Linked DNA regions of Mus musculus: region 1 is linked to region 2. The links are chromatin loops, found by intact Hi-C in ENCODE. Cell type or tissue: heart. All regions are shown on one strand. Links, peaks and the distances in the headings refer to the core of each region. The heading gives the core; the rest is flanking DNA. Region 1 has its middle 120 kb from the start of Dock1. Region 2 overlaps D7Ertd443e (DNA segment, Chr 7, ERATO Doi 443, expressed).

Region 1 (9,648 bases), core at 639-8,638, 290 kb before region 2:
TTTATACTCTGGGCAACATTTTTGTTAATATATACCTATACACTTACATATGTTTTATACATTATTTTATGATGTTTAACAATTGTCTTAGTCGGGGTTTCTATTCCTGCACAAACATCATGACCAAGAAGCAAGTTGGGGAGGAAAGGGTTTATTCGGCTTACACTTCCATACTGCTGTTCATCACCAAGGAAGTCAGGACTGGAACTCAAACAGGTCAGGAAGCAGGAGCTGATGCAGAGGCCATGGAGGGATGTTCCTTACTGGCTTGCTTCCCCTGGCTTGCTCAGCCTGCTCTCTTAGAGAACCCAAGACTACCATCCCAGAGATGGTCCTATCCACAAGGGGTCTTTCCCCCTTGATCACTAATTGAGAAAATCCCTTACAGTTGCATCTCATGGAGGCATTTCCTCAACTGAAGCTCCTTTCTCTGTGATAACTTCAGCTGTGTCAAGTTGACACAAAACTAGCCAGTACAATTTACTCTTTAAGGCTTAGCTTTTTTTTTTTTTAATGTAGCTGCAAACACGGATCTATCTACTTAGCTCTTTTATTTGATAGATTTCACTGTATTAAATAATTGCTGGAAAATCAATATGGGCATAGAATGACCTATTGTATGTATTTATGAATGCACTCAACAAATATATATATATATATATATATATATATATATATATATATATAGAGAGAGAGAGAGAGAGAGAGAGAGAGAGAGCACCCTAAAGAGGACAGGTACTGTTCCTGGTGCCAGAGAAGAAGCACATTACACAAAGTTCTTGTTTTTATGGAGCTGAAATTCTGGAAGGAAAACACAAATTGTAAACAGATAGATGTTAAGTACATGGTTTGTCAGATAGACGGCAGTGATGGGAAGAGGAAGGGGTACGTACGGATTGATTGCTACTATATACAGTATGAGCCTAAAGGATATTACCAGTGAGGCTGTGTTGCAGAAATCAAAGAGATAGGAGAAAAACTCAGGACCACTGATTCCAGGCAGAGTAGTGGTGTGGTGGCAGATGACAACAACCAGCTCTCTATAGTGTTTTTGCAACCAGCTATCTAATTTTTTCCCCCTCGGAACTTTCTGATTCTCATGATGTAAACATGTCCACCATGGCTCATTTCTAGCTCACCCCCATCAACAAATGCACAGCATGGGAGAGATGCTTGTCCTTTCTGCAGGGCGGATTGATTTGGGGTGTACCGAATGGACCCAGAGGGGTGAGCTCGATGTGGTTCAGGGCCAGGCAGGCAGACCACATGGATGGAGTAGGCTGAACAAGGAAGAGAGTAGCAGCTGAATTTTAAAAGGCAGCCTGGGGCTAAGTGAAATAAGGCAGCTTCAAGAAACCAACTGCTGTGTGGTTCTACTTGGGTAGACCGGGAGATTCCTAGAGAGATAAGTGGGACGCTTGCTTGATACTGAGGAGGTGGCAGAAGGGAGAGAAGTTTCATGAGTATAGAGTTTAAGATTTCCTTTTATTATGCTTTATTTGTTTACTTGTTGTGTGTGTACAGGTTACTCTGTGTGTGTGTGTGTGTGTGTGTGTGTGTGTGTGTGTGTGAGAGAGAGAGAGAGACAGAGAGACAGAGAGACAGAGAGACAGAGAGACAGAGAGACAGAGAGACAGAGGATACCTTGTGGGGGTTGTGCTCTTCATGTATGTACCAGGGATTGAACTTTAAGTCATGTCAGGTTTGGCAGCAAATACCTGTTAAGCCATTTCCCCAGCCCACGTTTCAATGTGAGAGATGAAGATCCACTCTTGAGGTCTGTTCATCAGCAGCATGAAGATCCTTGATGCTACTGAACTGTGTACTTAAGATGGATCATGACAGTGAATTTCATATAATGCATTAAAAAGGATAATAGTTCAAATTTAAAACAAAAGCAGCCCAGAGCCAGAACACGTAGGTCCTACAAGCCATTGTAGGAATCTGGGTTTTCCTGTGTGAGGTTAAAATGTTTGAGGTAGAAAGGAACTTGATCTTACTCATGTTTTCAAGTGTTAAGAAGAGACTGTAGCAGATCAGTCCATTTTTTCCTTACTGTAACAAGATGCCAAAGGTTGCATCAGCTCCACGTTGGATGGCTTATAGCAGGGGTGTGTGATCATGTGGCAGACAGGAAGCCAAACTGAGACAATGTGTGTGATCAGATCAGTGAGGTCCATGAGAACTGCATGGAATCTCTCCTGAGGGGGACATTCCTAATGACCTAAATGCCACCTCTTAAAAGTACACCACCTCTCAACACGATCAGATGAGGATCAGGCTCATAGCGCTGAGCCCTTGAGGGGTCAAACTCAAACCATATCCAAAGGGAAGGAAAGAGGGCAGGGGAAGGCTGCTATAATAACCCAGGAGAGAGGTCTGTGTAGCTTGACCCTAAGTGTGAGAGATTGAGAAGCTGAATTGTGTGTGGGTTGTGCATGAAGATGAGTCAGGAGACCTAAGAGACTCATCTGACTGACGGGACGTAGGGTGAGAAAGAAAGAGGAGAGATAGGTGATTTCATAGTTTTTGGCTCAGCAACAGAAATGATGGTGCCGCAGGACTATACAGGAGGAACAGATTCAAGGGAGGACACCCATTCAGGTTTGGGAGTGCCTTGTCCTAGGTGTCCATCAGACAGGTGGGTGGAGCAGGAGAATAAGAATTCTTGGCAGATGCCTCCATCAGAGCTTTAGAGGTGGGTGTCATTAGGCTGTGCTGCACATTACATATATGTACAGACAAGGTGCAGATTCTTATTCTGCTAGCACTCCACAGAACTCTGAAGCCAAATTGAGTGATTAACTAAATATAAACAGAATTACAATAGCAATAAAGTTCGAATCACAACGGTATTGTGACAGATGATGGTGTTTTGCAGAAACCAGACCCTGATGTTAGGTTTCCCAGGAGAAAGGCGTATTTTCACATTTTTCATGGGCTTTTTTTTCTGAGTTCCTCTTTCAGTTAATTTCCTTTGAGCCCAATGGACCTTGCTCTCTCCTGGCTCCATTCCATCTCTCCTCCTTCCAGAGTGGAAAACACAGCACATTTAAAGGCTGCTAGAGACAGAAACTTCCCGCCATCATTGACTCAGCTCATGAGAGTCTACCTGGTCTTACATTTCTAGACTCTTCTCAGCCATGCTCCATGCTGTCACCATGTTATTCTTCCTGGCGCACAGCTGGGATTACATCATTGCCCTGCTTCACTTTAAAGGCATCCAGCTGGCTCACTTTCAGCTACACAATGTCGAATGTCTTAGCTGTCATTCACAGAGTCACCATCTGTCATTCTGTGGGTTGTGCATGGGACGTGTTTTCGACCCGGTCCAGTCATGTTTTAGAATCATGGATTCCCTACCACAGACCCCAGCCCACACCCCACGGTCCTTTGCCTGGGGTTATTTCAGTTCTGAAGTAGCCCCTCAGCTGTGTGTTCTCTGGTCTCCATCCTTATTTCTCTACTGCACATGCGTAGGTGCAAGGTCTTCTAATGCCACATCCTCTTTGTATAGTTTGGAACTTCTTTGAGCACTCCATGGCTCTAGTCCCATTCTGAACATCCTTGGGCCCAAGCTGTAGGTTTGGCTTTATTCTTTATTTTAGTCCCCATGAGGTCTTCTACACAAGACGGACATCATGGATTCTTTTCAATAGTGCAGCTTTCACCTCTCCGCCTGGAACTGGGTTTAATGCTCTCATGTATTCTGTAATTAACTATAAACTGAGGTCTGAAGGAGATGCTTTCAAAAATTCCTATGTTGTTTTAAGTGAAGGAGATGCCGGCCCCAGGTCAAGTACTGGGTGAGAGGGGGAGAGCTGGCATGAAGCATGGGTGGACAGTTCCTCTCCTGAGGCTGGCATGCATAGGGATTCCTTAGCAACTGGTGACTCTGCTTGGCTTGGGCTATGCACACTCTCCTTTGCACACAGTTCACCTTGAAACTTAGTCCATCAATCTGCATCCATCTGAACATGTATCCTGTTCCAAACAATGCAGCTGTCACTGACAACTCTTCTGAGTCATTCATTTATTCATTCACTCATTCATTCATTCAGGAAGGAAGGAAAGTTGAGTTGTACTAAGGACATTTGACTAGGGAAAAAGAGGTGCTTCATGAAAGCTGTAACTCGCTTTCAAAACACCACAAAGCATGTGTCTTCTAACAGGAGGGCCAACTCCCTGCCATGCTTATCTGGCATGGCAGACTGAGTCCGGATGAAGGCTCTCAAAAAGGATGGGACACGGCCACTAGAGAGCTGCTTCTAGAATGCTCGTAGCTCATCTCGCCACCTGTATCTTTGCACACTTGCATACATCACTGCTCCAACCCACACAGTCCATAGAACAGGAAGCTATTCAGAAGTAATTTCTTTGCCTCTTGATAGAGCATCTTCATTCTGAAAGAATCAATAGCCTGAAAATGAATTTTAAAAGGACTTCTTTGCAAGTCAGTGTTATTTGGGAGAAGTGGGAGGAATCTCGTATCTAACCCAGAGATAAATACATACAGTCTGAGCCTCTCATGGTATTTCACCCTCCCAGACGACAAGTTATCAAACACTTAAATATTTAAAGCCTCAAATTAACTTCAAGATAACAGTAAAATGCACCAATGTCCTTTACCCTGATAAGAAGTGCAATGAATGGCTTTAAATTAATGCCAGTGCACATGCTCAGAATCCATTAAGGAAACACAGTCATTTGTATGCCTGGCTAAGCCTGGGCCAGCTCATTCTGCAGCCGAGGAGGGCTGGAGCTGTTAAACAATGCCGAAGAGGAAGCAGCAGTGTGGCTTCTAAACAGCAACAGGAGCAGGCGGGCCACAGCCTGGGTCTGCCCAGTGCAGCTGCGCTGGAACCAGCTGCCTTTTCCAAACCCCCCTATGGTGACTAATCCTTAACACTGGCACTCGGTTCTGTGCTTCGCCAGTGTGGCCACGCACTAGGTCTGATCTTGTTCTCATCCCAGCTGCTGGGACATAGGCAGGGGTTGGTTGACCAGTTGTCCAATTACAAGTCAGGAAACTGAGGCATACAAAGGTTAATCAGCTTACCCATGCTTCTGAGCTAATTTTTCAGCCTGTCCTGTCAGCCCCTGTGGATTTCAGGAGATCAACTTGACATGGCCTTTTAAGAGTAAAATATGTGTGACTTTGACTACTCAATTGTAGTTCTTAGTATCTGCTTCATATACACTGGTATGGGGAGTTCTTCCAGGAAGTACAAGGAAGGCAAACATGTCAAGCTACAACCTAATAGATACAGTATTTATAGTATTTATGTAATAACACACAAACACATATTTCTATGTGCAAAGATAGGTTCTGGTCAGCAGCTCAGCAAGAAGATAGAGTGGCAACAGCTTCTTGGAAGAGAAATGAGTTTATTGGTTAGCATAGCTGTATGGTGAGCATTCTTGTTTCTTGGCTGGATTGAAAGCTGCAGCATCAGATACAAAAGGCTCAGAGCAGCTGTGTTTTCTCCGCTTTCCCCTTTATGTTATAAAAGTGACCTTGAATGAAGTCCATACCTGGGTTTGGGCATCTCCAGAGCATTTTAAGAAACAGATGAAATCACTCGAAGCAGGACCCCAGACAGCACTGAAGGCATCCTGAATTTCTACTCGAGCACTGTCAGGGAGAAACATTCCACACTGGCTTCATCACCTACCACATGTGCAGGACATATTTCTGCACGCGCGTGTGCACACACACACACACACACACACACACACACACACACACACACACACTCCATGCCCCAAGCTTGTGGATTAAAAGTGGCCAGGTGATGTCATTGTTAATTGTCCAGAAGGCTTGTCAAAGTGTATAAAAGACATCATGGAGAGTTTGATATGGTGCCAAGAACCTAGTTTCCCCTCTCCCTTTCTTGAGCTCCTGGGAAGGCTCTAGCTGCACTAACCACTGGGGAATGGTCTTTGACTCTGCTTAAGAAATGAGTACAGATGTGTCCCAGATGTGAGCTGCCTCATGGGGTACAGGACATCTGAAAGCTTTATGAACTCAGCGTACCACATTCTCTCAGCTTCTCAGCCTGTCTAGAACACAGGCTACTTTTGCACAGTTCCCTGGAAAAATAGTTGGACTCCGTCAGACTGCAGAACTGTCTTGGCAATGATGAAAACAAAGATCACTTGCCAAATGGTCATGTCAGTGGTTGGTCTGGAAGTGCCCAGCACCTAACAGCCCTGCATGTGTTTGGTACTGGCCTTGCAGGATAAGCCACAATCTTCTGAAGAGGTTTTTAGGTCTGGTACTCACAGGTTTGGAATCTGTTTTTAAGGTTTATGGAACAGCTAAAACAACAGCAACAACTACTACTACTACTTCTATTTCTCCTCCTCCTCCTCCTCCTCCTCCTCCTGACAGTGTTCAATGTATCACAGGGTGGCCTCAAACTCACTTTGTAGGCAAGAATGATCTTGAACTTCCAATTTTCCTGCTTTTACGTCTGGAGGGCTGGGACACCTGGTCTACTCGCCTGTCTATGTGACACTGGAGATGGCGCACAGAGTTGTTCATCCTAAGTCAATATTCTACTAACTGAATTATAATCTCAGATTTCATATATATATATTATCATGCTATATAGCCCACACTGGCCTCAAAGTCATGATTCTCCAGACTTGGTCCCCTGAGCTCTGGATTCAGACCGGCTCCACCATGCCCAGATCATTTGTAAAGCTTCTACTGGAGTTCTTATGTGTCAGGAGGGAATTTGTAGCACCATCAACCTCATTTGCTCTGATCTCCTGTGCTGCAGATGTCTGGTTTAGATATCCTTGCTGATAAGTTTGCATTTCTTATTTTTATGCTTCCTTTCATAATCTTTCTACTTTAAATGAATCTATTGGAATCCATAGAAAGGTTTTTGTTTTTCACTTTCACCAAAACCTCTGTTGCCAGTGACCAAGTTGGGGATCTCTTCTTCACATCACGGTGGACAATATTTTCTTGGTGAGAGTTCGACTGAGACCCCCAGTACCTTAAAAACACAGCCATATTCATGTCTGTATTGTTCCTCAGACTCACCTAGGGGAATTTTCAGTGACAACAGGATGTCCAGGCTTCCCAACAGCAAAGACTCAAGGTGGGTTTTGTCTCATCTCTGAACTAGCCACCTTGCTAGGGCACTGCTCACTGCACAGTACCCCCTCAGAGAAGGGCAGAGGTCACTGTAATCCCTGAGGGTATGCAGGGAAGCCTGGACTTTGGACCATGACAATCAGAAGCCCAACAACACAGAAGAACTGTGGTGATGACAGGTACTGCAGAGAACAGGGTGACAACTGTTCAACATCCTCCCTCATGAACCATTGTCTTAGTCAGGGTTTCTATTCCTATACAAACATCATGACCAAGAAGCAAGTTGGGGAGGAAAGGGTTTATTTAGCTTACATTTCCACGTTGCTGTTCATCACCAAAGGAAGTCAGGACTAGAACTCAAGCAGGACAGGAAGCAGGAGCTGATGCAGAGCCATGGAGGGATGTTCTTTACTGGCTTGCTTCCCCTGGCTTGCTCAGCTTGCTCTCTTATTGAACCCAAGACTACCAGCCCAGAGATGGTATCACCCACAAGGGGCCCTCCCACTTGGATCACTAATTGAGAAAATGCCCTAGAGCTGGATCTCATGGAGGCATTTCCTCAACTGAAACTCCTTTCTCTGTGATAACTCCAGCCTGTGTCAAGTTGACACACAAAACCAGCCAGTACACCCATTTTCCTACTACTGAGTGACAAAGGAAGGAAGCTCTGCCTGAGTGGAGGAAATTCAGTTTTCCATAGGGTGAGGACTGAGGTCCACCCTGTTGGGGATGTTTCGATTGTAAATTCGAGCATGCCTTTAATTGGTTGTAAGGCTTCCTCTCTGTCTGTCTCTCTGGTTTTCATTAGTGTTGTGCTTGCTTTTTCTCTCCATATGTGTCTTCCATCAGTCATGGACACACTCTGGCCATCTTGTCTTAATCTTCTCTTTCTTTCCTCCTTCTAGACAATGGATTTTTATAGGTATTAGACACTTTGACTATGTCCTGCATGTTTAATCTCTTTTTCCCTTTTGGAAGTCAAATCCAGGAACCTAGACCTGATGCTTTTATGTTGTCAATAATTCCCAGTCCCTATTGTATATTCTCCAACTTTGAAACATGTTCTCTCCCACTGTTTCTCTTTGCCATGCCTCAGTTTGGATGCTTTCTATTGTAAATAGAATGCTTCACTATTACAATCAGTGAAGATGAGAGGCCTTTATTCTGCCTGTTAAACTTGCTGGCAACTCCAGCTAATGAGCTCCTAATTCAAACATTATCTTTTCTATTGGAGAACATCCATTTAGCTAATATTTTTGTAGTTTATGAGCTATGTTAAAAATCATCTTTATTATCTTATCTAATATCCATCTTTTTCTATCATTAGAAATGCATTGAAAATAGTTGTTTTATAAAGTTTGTCTGCTAATGTTAACATCTGGATCCATGGCCCATTGGCTCTGTGGTCACCCCCTCACTCTTTCTTGGCTTTGGGTCACATGGCTTTTTTCTTTTTTGTGGCTAGTGATTTTCAGATTTTTCCTCCCTTCTAGATAGGACTTAATCCTTTCCTCCGAGGATGGGGCGGGGCGGGGGTGGGGGGAGACAGAAGATCAGCAGATGCTCTGTCACAACCAAGGCCAGAGCTGGGCTAATAGTTGATTAGATTTGTTTGTTTTGCTTTGCTTTTTGAGATGATGTTTCTCTGTGTAGCCCTGGCTGTCCTCGAAGGCACTCTGTAGACCAGGCTGGCCTTGAACGCATAGGAATTAAAGGTGTGAGCCACCACGCTCAATAACAATAGCAGCTGGTTAGTAAAGCTGATCAGTAAACATTGATTAAGCTTGGACCTTCCAGGATGTTTTGTTCTCTTGTTGCCTTAAAGGATATTTTATTTTTTAATTATATATGTGTTTATGCTTGTGTCCATGAATCCAGTACCTGTAGCGGCCAGAAGAGGGCATCAGATTCCACAGAGATACGGTTAGAGGTGGTTGTGAGCCACCCAGGGTGGGCACCGCGAACCTGGGTTCTCTGTCAGAGCAGAAGCTCTCTTAAACCCGGAGCCACCTCTCCAGATCCTCACTTTGCTTTAGAAAGAGATACAGTGTTTTTGTTTTTCTACAAGATGTGTTTAATTGAAGTTGCAAAATGCAAATTCTTGTATTATGAGCCTGTGCTTTCCAGAAGTTTCTACTGATATTTTCACTACAGCTAAAACCAAGAAGCAGTCATCTGTGTTTTTGAGGACTCCCAAGGGTTTGAACGCCACTGCCTTAGTCGTCTGGCGGTGGCCCTCTGTGCAGCCTCCCGCTGGGCTTTACCTTCTCCTTTCTTCACTCTCCTTTCCAAACCCAGATTCCAGCTGCTCTCCCAGGGGACCATCAGCCATTTTCCCTCTCCACAGTCTATCCTTTGTGAGCCTCTGCCAGTTCCCAGGCTTGGCGTCTTTATACTGCTCCCGAACAGGTGCTGCCAGAGACCTGAGAACGGCCCTGTGGACCACCAAGTACTGGGACTATAACTGATGGAGATCCTCCGTTGCTGGCCTCTGACACCTGTCACTGTGACACCGTCACTGCCCTTGTGACAGTCGC
Region 2 (9,648 bases), core at 659-8,658:
AAACTGCTATTACAAGATGAAGCAATTTATTTAATTTTTTATGGACTTCAAAGAAGTGATAAGAAGACAGAGTTCTGTCCAGGCAAGTCTCTAAAGGAAACGCTGATGTTTGAAGATGACCAGTAAGCTAGGTGAAGCTAGATTCACAGCCTGTGGCTGCCCTTAACTGGCCTCCTCAGGAGGACCAAGCAATTGGATCTCTTTGCTCTGTGGAACATACATGGCTAGGCACTGACCCCAGCTTTCCACAGTCACGCAAAACTGCTTTTTCTTTGTGTCCCTTGTCATGGATTATGTTGGTTATATTTTTATTCAGATCAAGCAATAGGGGTTAAGCTGAAGTTCCCTCAAGACCAAGTAGCCAGCGCTTCTTCGCTTGGCCCCAGACCTATCTGCTCATAGTTGTCTCCTTTCTCTTCCCCTTAAAAGCCTCCTGTTGGTACATTACACAGGCACCTGATCTTCAACCATGCACAATGTTGTGCTTTGCATGTCTTTTCTTCTGTATCTTGCCATTTTCTGGCATCATCTGTAAGCGTTCCCAAGATGCAGATGTCTGTCCTTGTTTTTGACTGCCTGTGCAGTGTCTTTGTGGGGTTAAACTATTATATATCAGGAGATCTCATCTGAGGAAACAGTGCAGGGCCAGAGGTGGGACATGGAAGCTTTTGTTTCAACTTCCCAGTTGAGTCAGGTGGTCATCTCCAGGAAGGATTGCCTGTGGATCTCAGGAACTGCCCATGCGAGGGCTTTGAGACCAGTTCCCTTGTGGCTTTCTCTCGTTCCTTGTCCCAGTCACTCTCACGTGAAGCAAAGGCGTGTTTCTTTATTCACACGTTTACATAACCCTCACTAAGACCCACAGTGTGCTAGGCTCTGTTAGAGTACAGGTCACTCAGGATTCCATGATTAGCTGTGTGCTGTGTAGTTGGAACACAGTGCTTCACAGTTAAGTAGGAAGCGTTCCTCTTGAGGTTCCAATGCTGGCCCACTGTTAGTCATCCAAGGGGCTTTACCCAACTTTCTTCATCCTGCTGGAACTCATGTTCTCTGTTGTATGTCCCCCTAGCTACTACTTCCAGCTATCATGCTCATTGAGTGTGACTACCCTGATGCTCAGTAACCAAGATGTCAACCACTGATATTGTCATTGTTCTTTCATACTTTATGTTCATGCTTATAAGGGCAGGAAATCTCAAATCATCTGACTTCATACATGAGAGAAAGTGAGGAAGAGATGTTTGAACTGAGAGCCTTGTGTAGCTCAGGAACCTATAGGCTCAGGATGTAGTGAATCCATTGTATTGGAGGAAAACCAATCGACATCAGCACCTGAACAGTTTGTGTTGAGGAGGCAGAAACAACCTTCCAGACAAGGGTCCCTTAGGCCACACTGATAACTCAGAAGATCGTAATTTTACGTGGGGACAAGGACAAAATACTTGAGTCTGGAGTGTACTTAGAATCAGCTTAATCAGACGTGCCATGCGCTAAGAGAAGCAAGCTTTTTTTTTTTTCTCCAATCTATGATTCTTGCTGCTGCCATTCATCAAGTCACAGGAAGTCGAAAATTGGACGGCAAAATTGGGATTCTGTAGAGAATTTTGACATTCAGAACAGCAAAACCAGTTGGGTAAGGCAGGCTGAGAGGTGATTTCCACGCAGATGCCAGGCCTCCCAGCTTGCCTGCTGCACGGCCCGGGAAGCATCATTGAGATGCTGTTCTCAGGGTGACTGTATATCCTGGGACCTCCAAGAAGTTCTTTTCTTTTTCAGGGCCACTATGAATTTCATTAGGTTTACAAATGTACTTGTTTCATTTTAAGTTTTTTCCTTTATTCTTTTTTTTTTAACAAAATAAAAGTTAAAAAAAAAAAGCTAGTTGGACAAGACAAACCAACAGAAGGAAAAGAGCCCAAGAGAAGGCAGTAGAATTAGAAATCTACTCACTTACACACTCAGCACTCTCATGGGAATACTAAACTAAAAGCTATTATATACACGTAGAGGACGTGCAGATCCACGCAGGCCCGGTACCTGCTGCCTCAGTCTCTGTGAGTTTATATGGGCTTTGCTCAGTTGACTTAGAGGGCCTTGCTTTCCTGGTGCCCTGCATCTCTTATGGCTCCTCCTCCTCTTCCACAGGGTTCCCTGCCCTCTGAGGGCTACTCGTGGGCTCCTTCCTGCTGACTAAGCCGGGCTGCCCCCTCACACCAACACTTGGCACCTCTGGCTCACCATGTCCTCTGTCTCTTTCAGAATCTATAATAATTTGCCGGAAGTTAAAAAGAAAAAAGAAGAGCAGAAGAAAAGAATGATCTTACAGAGTAACCGGCTCCGAGCAGAAGTCTTCAAAAAGGTAGCTAGCTGCCTGGCGCAGGTTCTAGGTGGGCGGTCCACAGGCGGTTGGAGAACTTGACATCTTTGTTTCCCTTGCTCCTCCAGCAATTACTGGACCAGCTCCTTCAAAGGAATGCAGTTTGATCCCAGGTGGCTCTGCTAGCCCTGGATCTGGGAACACTTCTGACGACGACGCTGGATGGATGAACCATTACATTTAACACTATCTCCACACGTGCAAGACACCTTTACTTTACTCCTGATTTTTCTTTTTCCCACAAAGGAAATGTCACTTTCTGAATGTCCCAAACAGAAGCAACAGTCCGGCAGGCAATGGATCAGCAGTCCATTGCTGGGACTTCAACACCTCGGGACCTACCAGATTTAGTCCCTTCCAACTTCCTTGGCTTGTGAATTTTACCCATTGCTTCTGAAGTTTCCATTGTACCAATTCCACCCAAGCAGGAAAGCTTCATATACTCACGTGTGCTTGGATGCTTGTTTTTTTTTTTTTTTTTTGGGGGGGGGGGGAGGGACATTTTTTTTTTTTTTCCAAAATTTTTGCAAAAGTCTACCACATTTTAACTTCAAATCCCATGGCTGCCAGTTCTGAACTTTAAGTCAAAGTTCGTGTTCTGTACACATCCTGGAGTGTCAGAGGCTGATTTTGAGAGGGACGGATGGAGAGGCAGAACACAGAAGAAGCAGAAGAGACCTCTGCCTCTCTGCTGCCCCACCCACAGGGCCTGCCTTTGTTAGCCAGAGCACCTGTTTCAGTGGGAGCCAGGAGAATGACTGAGTAAAGCTGACAGCATCTTCACCACCCACGCACAGAAGTTATCTTGACCAAATGGCCTATTGGTACCTACTCTTAATTTATTCTTTCAAGCACTCCCCCTAAATATGTATTTGTGGAGTTAAGAACAGATTAGTTTTTGCAACCAACGTGGAAATAAAAACAGTTATTTGAAATGCAAGCATTTCTCTGTCCTGTATTCTGATCAGTAATGACAATACCCCCTACAACCCCATGACGACACCATGTCTCCTTCACCTCTATCTTTGGCCACCATGAAAGTCCTTGTGCTTCCAGATGACCAGTGGGGAATGCTGCCTCTCTGGAGCTGGTGCAAAGAAGCCAAGATGACTGCCCAGGCAGTGTGTAGGAGTCTCCAGTGAAGGCGTAGAGAGTGGTGCAGGAGCCCTGGTGACACCCCTGTCCTGTCATCCATCTGACTGCCACACATGTCCTCTCTTTCTGGAGCACATCTTCTCTCTCTTTTTTTTTTTTTTAAATTAGCCAGTCCAACCATTTATTTAAAGTAAATTACTGAAGTTGGAAAAAAGTTGGAAAGTATTTTATAATATGTTACAATTGGGGATTAATATTAAGATGATGTCTTTATTTTGTTCCAAAGCTTAAATATGTAAGGATACATACAGATTTGGGGTGATAAAACAGATTATTTGCTAACATGGTTGAGTTTGGGTTTTTTGTTTGTTTGTTTGTTTTTATTAGATATTTTCTTTATTTACATTTCAAATGTTATTCCATTTCCTGGTTTCCCCTCTGAAAATCCCCTATCCCCTCCCACCTTCCCCTGCTCACTAACCCACCCACTCCTGCTTCCTGGCCTTGTCCTTCCCCTACACTGGAGCATAGAACCTTCACAGAACCAAGGGCCTCTCCTCCCATTGATGACCGACTAGGCCATCCTCTGCTACATATATAGCTGGAGCCATGAGTCTCACCATGTGTATTCTTTGATTGGTGTTTTAGTCCCTGGGACCTTCTGGGGGTACTGGTTAGTTCATATTGTTGTTCCTCCTATGGGGCTTCAAACCCCTTCAGCTCTTTGGGTTCTTTCTCTAGCTCCTTCATTAAGGATCCTGGGAGCACATCTTTTTTGTAATTGTCAAACTTAAAATATTTCCCCGAGGTCTCTGTCTCTCTCCTGGCACTGTCCTCTCTGCTATGCTCTTCAGCAGAGACAACGCCATCACTTCCTCTTTTACTTTATTTCTTAATTGCTTTATTTATTTGTAGATATGTCACTATGTCTCTGTGTGTATTCACAAATATGTGTGCTCACATGTTCAGATGCATGTGTGTGGGTATGTGTGTGCTTACTTGAGGAGGCCAGAGGATAATCCTACAATCTTAGGTATCAGAGTTCAGACACTATCCGTTTTAAGTATGTATATATTTAAGACAGGATGTCTCACTTGACCTGGAACTTGACAAATAGTGGCTTACTTGCCACTGAGGCCCAAAGGTCTACCTATCGCAGCCTCTCCAGCAATGGATTGCAGAATGGCATTAAAAACAAACAAATAAAATAGGCAGTAATGTTACGTGCCTTTAATCCCAGCACTAGAAGGCAGAGGTAGACAGATCTCTGAGTTCAAGGTCAGCCTGGTCTACAGAGTGAGTTCCATGATAGCCAGGGCTACACAGAGAAACCCTGTCTTGGGGAAAACAAAAAAACAACAACAACAAAAAAAAAACCAAACAACCAAACAACAAAAACCATAGGCTATAGAGACCCAACACAATTTGGTGTGCTTTCCCATGCTATTATTGGCAGGCTGTCTCCGACAACTAGAATCTACACTTGTGCTTCATTATGCCTGCCATGTTCAGAGGAAGCAACCTGACAGAACCTTCAGGAACAGAAGCTCTGGGGTGCCACTACTGTTCCCGGTCTGTGGCCTTGGACGGAGGTGCCATTCAGCACCCAGCCAGGAGAGAAACCACATGGTAATCCAAGGATGCTTAATGTACTGAATCATTCACCATATAGAGAATTGTCTAGTAAGAAGTGGAGGCAGCTCTGAAGAGCCCAAGTAGCCACAGAAATAAAGGAGCTGCACTAGAAGAATTAGAGCATGGCTCAGCAGATGACAGAGAATGTTTTGTACTGCCCCACCCATAGAACTTACTGAAAATCCACCCTCTGAGGCTTGCCCTGAGGCTTGACAGAAACCTGACCTGCCTGGGGATTTTGAGCCCCCTCTGCTTCAGCAGCAGTCAAAGGGGGGTGGGAAGGTGGGGTGAGAGGAAATGCCTGCTTTGTAGGGCTTGGCACAGTACCTTGCTGAGCCATATCTCTCCAGCGCCCCCTACTGACCAAGTTTAGCATTGCTCAGCCACCTAAGGGAGACTCTACAAAGGGTAGGATCCGTTTTAACTGAGCAGACAAAAAGGGTGGAAACAGGGTGGAGGGTGGGGGTGGGGTGAAAGGAAAAAAATTCAGTAAAGACCTGGCACAGTTGGTTGTTTATCCTTGCCTCAGTTTCCCTAACTGCCAGATGCAAGGTAAGTATAGTGCCTTCTTCATGCGGTTGCTATGGAAATAAAGTGGATGGGAGTGGAGTGTGTGGAAGAATGCCTGGCCCAAAGCAAACACATCATGAGTGTTTCCTGGCATGCACAGAGGTGGGAGGAGAAGCTCATGGGCCATGAGTTGGTTGAGAGGGCTTAGCAGTGAGATGCTTCAAAAGGCCATTGTATGCTTAGCTTTATTGCGTCTGGTCAGTCCTGTAAGCAGGAAGTTTTATCATAAAGTTTGGTTGGGGGCTGGGAAGGTGACTCTATAGGTGGAGGGGTACTTTCCCAAGGCATGGCAGACAGCCTGGCTTTGATCCCCAGGACCCACAGGGCAGAAGGGGAGAGCTGACTCCACAGCTTGTCCCCTGGATCTTTTCACGTGCACATAGCATGTGCTTGCCCCCACACATAAGCGCAGTGAATAAGTAAAGAAATGCAAAATATTCTTGAAAACATTTGGTTGGCTGGTTTTAGGGCTTTTGAGATACAGTTTCATGTAACCCAGGCTAGTTCTGAACTTTCTATGTATCAGAGGCTGGCCTTGAACTTGTGACCGACCTGCAACGGCTTCCCAAGCTCCTGGCTTCTGGTAAACTTTCACATCCCCTCCATGTTCCCATCACCTTGGGAATCCTTTCAGAGCAGCTCAGCAAAGTTTGTGTTTGCTTTTCTAAAATACTGTTAGGGCCTCTTCTCAGTACGCCAATGAATTCCTATGTACAGTTCAACAGCTTTTTGAAAAAAAATGCACACTTTAAGTCAATTCTGCGATAGTTAAGGACAGACTCTCTTGGATGAAGATCCCAAGACATCTGTCCTTACTTTTCTTTAGTATCTCCAGAGTATTTCAGAAGCTTTTCCCATGCATCTAAATTCAGGGCCCAGCTGTTTCCAGACTGTTCGGTGATACTTAAGGAGGTGGGTTTCTGTCAGCTAACATTTTAAAGAGAGAATGCTAGATGGAGCCAACTTTTAAGAGTTCATAAAACACTCACCTTCACTCCAAACCTGCTGCTGAGTCCTCAAATGTAAAGAAGGAAGAGCCAGCCGCACATTAAATGGCACTAAAGAATGTTTTCAAGGGCGGTTCTTAACTAAGGTCCCAGAGAGGGGAACCACGTAGGAATATGGCGTGTTGTCTGGTGTGGGGTAATGGTCCCTCTGTTCTGGCTGGGACAAGGCAGAAAATGAACATTTGGTTTCCTGTTGAGCTTATTTTCTTATTGTAGAAATTATTTTAATGCTGACAAATGGATCGAACACAGCCTGAGTTTCTCTTATGTTGTATAGTAATAACAGAAATATCTAATGTTATGATAAGTAGAGAAATCAAGGCCTACAGAAATAACGCAGCCATTTCTTCCCTCCTCTCAGGAACTGGCCACCAACTGTTGAGTATTTTTCTTAAACTCAGACCTCAAGAAAGACTCCGTGGGGTTTGAAAATTCTAACTAGACTTTGCCATCTTAACGTCACCAAACAAATTCTCTGAGAATGATTTGTTTGCATTTGAGGATGTCTTAGGTCCAGAATGGAGATGGCTTTTCAGAGATGCAGCATGAGGGGGCTGAGGAGTTTCTAAAGAAAGATTCCTGAGTTTGGACCAGGCAACATTTGAAATCCTTAGAGACATCCAGGTGGTAAGAGAACTGAGCCATCTCCCGGTGGTCCCCATGACTTTATGTGGAAGGAGCAATTCCTATTTGGGTTATACATCCTGTCTGCCAGCTGGTAATGGAATAATGGGAAAACAATTGTCTTGGCTCTTCAAACAGCGTCTGTTGCCAACCCAACTTCCTGGAAGCTGTCAGCTCCCCTGGGTGAGTCAGCAAATACTTGCTCTGTGGAGCAAGACTCTGAAAGAAGTACCGGTAAGGCAGCCAATCATGAGAGAGTGTGGATAATTCTCTGTCTCTCAGAGTCCCTACTTTTCACCATTCACTGGCAAAAAAAAAGTCATGCACTAGACCTGGCCTCTGAGTGTATCTGATGACCCACAGTCTGGGTATGAGGCACAGTGTATGCAGGAGGGGCTGGATGTGTCTGCCCAGGGAGTGTGATCTAATCATTGGTACATGAGAGTTCTGGGTCAAGCAACTAAGAATGTGGTAGGAAAAAAAAAAAAAAGACTTCTTTGGGTGGACAGGAATGCACTGTGTGCACTCTCAAAGGAAGTGAGCTGCTAAGTGATTACAGTGTGTCCATCAGCAGATGGCTCCACATGGTAAGGCTCCTTGAATTTGTACTTTCATCAAAATTGCCCACAAATGTGTAGCCCTGCAGAAACCTTTGAAACCCGCCATCCTTGGCAGAAGCAGCCCATTCCTGGGACTGAATCACTTTGGAAGTTTCTCTAGCTCGCTCTCCTTCTCCCTCTCCCTTCTCCCTTCTTCTCCCTTCTCCCTTCTTCTCCCTTCTTCTCCCTTCTTCTCCCTTCTTCCTTCTCCCTTCTTCTCCCTTCTCCCTTCTTCTCCCTCTCCTTTCTCCTTTCTTCTCCCTTCTCCTTTCTTCTCCCTTCTCCCTTCTTCTCCCTTCTTCCTTCTCCCTTCTTCCTTCTCCCTTCTTCTCCCTTCTTCTCCCTCTCCTTTCTCCTTTCTTCTCCCTTCTCCTTTCTTCTCCCTTCTCCCTTCTTCTCCCTTCTCCCTCCTTCTCCCTCTCCCTTTCCCCTTCCCTTTCCCCCTCCCTCTTCTTCCCCTCCCCCATCTTGCTATGTACAGTTGGGACAAGGCTGGCTGATCCTGGAAGAGCAGGCTATGCAACAGGTACTGGAGATTCTGCAAGGTCCCCCACTAACATCCTGTGGCTTATTTTCGAAGGCCAGGATCCTCCACCAAGGCAGACCTCGGTCTACAAGTCACATGGACTATAGCAATGACAACTTTGCAAGCTTCTCCAAAAGTTCAGAGCTTTTCTTTAAGTTGCAGGTGGTGTCTCAATGGAAGATTTAATCTGAGGTGCTCATCTGGAATGTGCACAAAAGGAGGGAGGGCGACACTGAAATTCTAGTTGGTTCCTTTGCCTCTCAAAAAAGGTTCCTGGACACATCCTGAATGGCACTTGTCGGGCCTTGGTGCAGTCAGAAAGGTGACTTCAAGTAGTAGTGTTTGTCCCAGATCTAAGTGCCTTAGACCCTGGGAAGGAAAGAGCAGACTTTTTCAGAGCATCTCAAGACAAACAAAGGAAAACTTTTAAAATTCTTAAAAGACAGGGAGGAAGATGACTCCTCACTCAGTAGATGAGCTGACATGCAGTGGTTGGTCCTGAGTGCTTCCCACGAGCAAAAGCTGAGCCCAACAGCACACACCTGCAGTTCCAACAATCCCGACGCTGGGGACAGAGAGACAGGAAGCTCTCTGGGCCTCTCTCACCAGCTCACTTAGCCAAAACCATGAGCTCTAGGCTTGGTGAGAGACCCTGCCTCAAAAACGAAGATGGAGAACAATTGAAGTAGACACCAATTGTCATCATCTGGCTTCACACATATCCTACACACACACACACACACACACACACACACACACACACACACACAGCTGAAAAGAGGGAAAATATAATGGCTATTCGGGGTTGTGAACTTGACTATGTCTGGAATTAGCTACAGCCCAATGACTGGGCAAACTTGTGAGAGATTTTTTTTTAAATGAAATCATTAGTATTTGAAGTGGTAAGACTCATTTCTAATCTGGATCTCTGAAGTGGAAAGATACACCTTTACTCCAGATCTCTCTCTCTCTCTCTCTCTCTCTCTTGAAACATCGTATCTTTTTTTCGTTTTTTATTGGTTATTTTATTTAGTTACCTTTCAAGTGTTATCATGTTATTTATTCCCCCTTCCCAGTTTCCCCTCCACAAGCCTCCTATCCCTGTCCCCTTCCTCCTGCCTCTATGAGGGTGCTCCCCCACCCACCTACCCATTCCTGCCTCACCGCCCTAGCATTCCCCTATCCTGGGTCATCGAGCCTCCGAAGGACTAAGGG

Evidence for each region. Hi-C counts contacts between places; a loop is a spot of excess contacts. Peaks named below come from ENCODE experiments on the same cell type or tissue, not always from the same donor. Only the 100,000 strongest peaks of a DNase experiment are listed, where the experiment ranks them.
Region 1: it touches region 2 in a loop (2.2-fold over the local background); 10 of 42 quality-filtered maps call a loop at or near these places.

The regions. Positions count from the first base shown.
Region 1 is chr7:134,545,754-134,555,401 of GRCm38, reverse strand. No RefSeq gene overlaps it. Among named protein-coding and RNA genes, the nearest start is that of Dock1, 120 kb to the left of the region's middle. In heart, for the core only: no CTCF peak of the experiment used is centred there; DNase peaks (open chromatin) are centred at 3,171 and 4,841.
Region 2 is chr7:134,259,449-134,269,096 of GRCm38, reverse strand. It overlaps D7Ertd443e (DNA segment, Chr 7, ERATO Doi 443, expressed), which reads left to right. Exons shown (of 9, transcript NM_001199941.1): 8 at 2,260-2,359; 9 at 2,446-2,835. The coding sequence ends at 2,484. Among named protein-coding and RNA genes, the nearest start is that of Adam12, 39 kb to the right of the region's middle. In heart, for the core only: CTCF peaks have their summits at 5,462 (motif pointing left) and 7,875 (motif pointing right); DNase peaks (open chromatin) are centred at 5,456 and 7,456.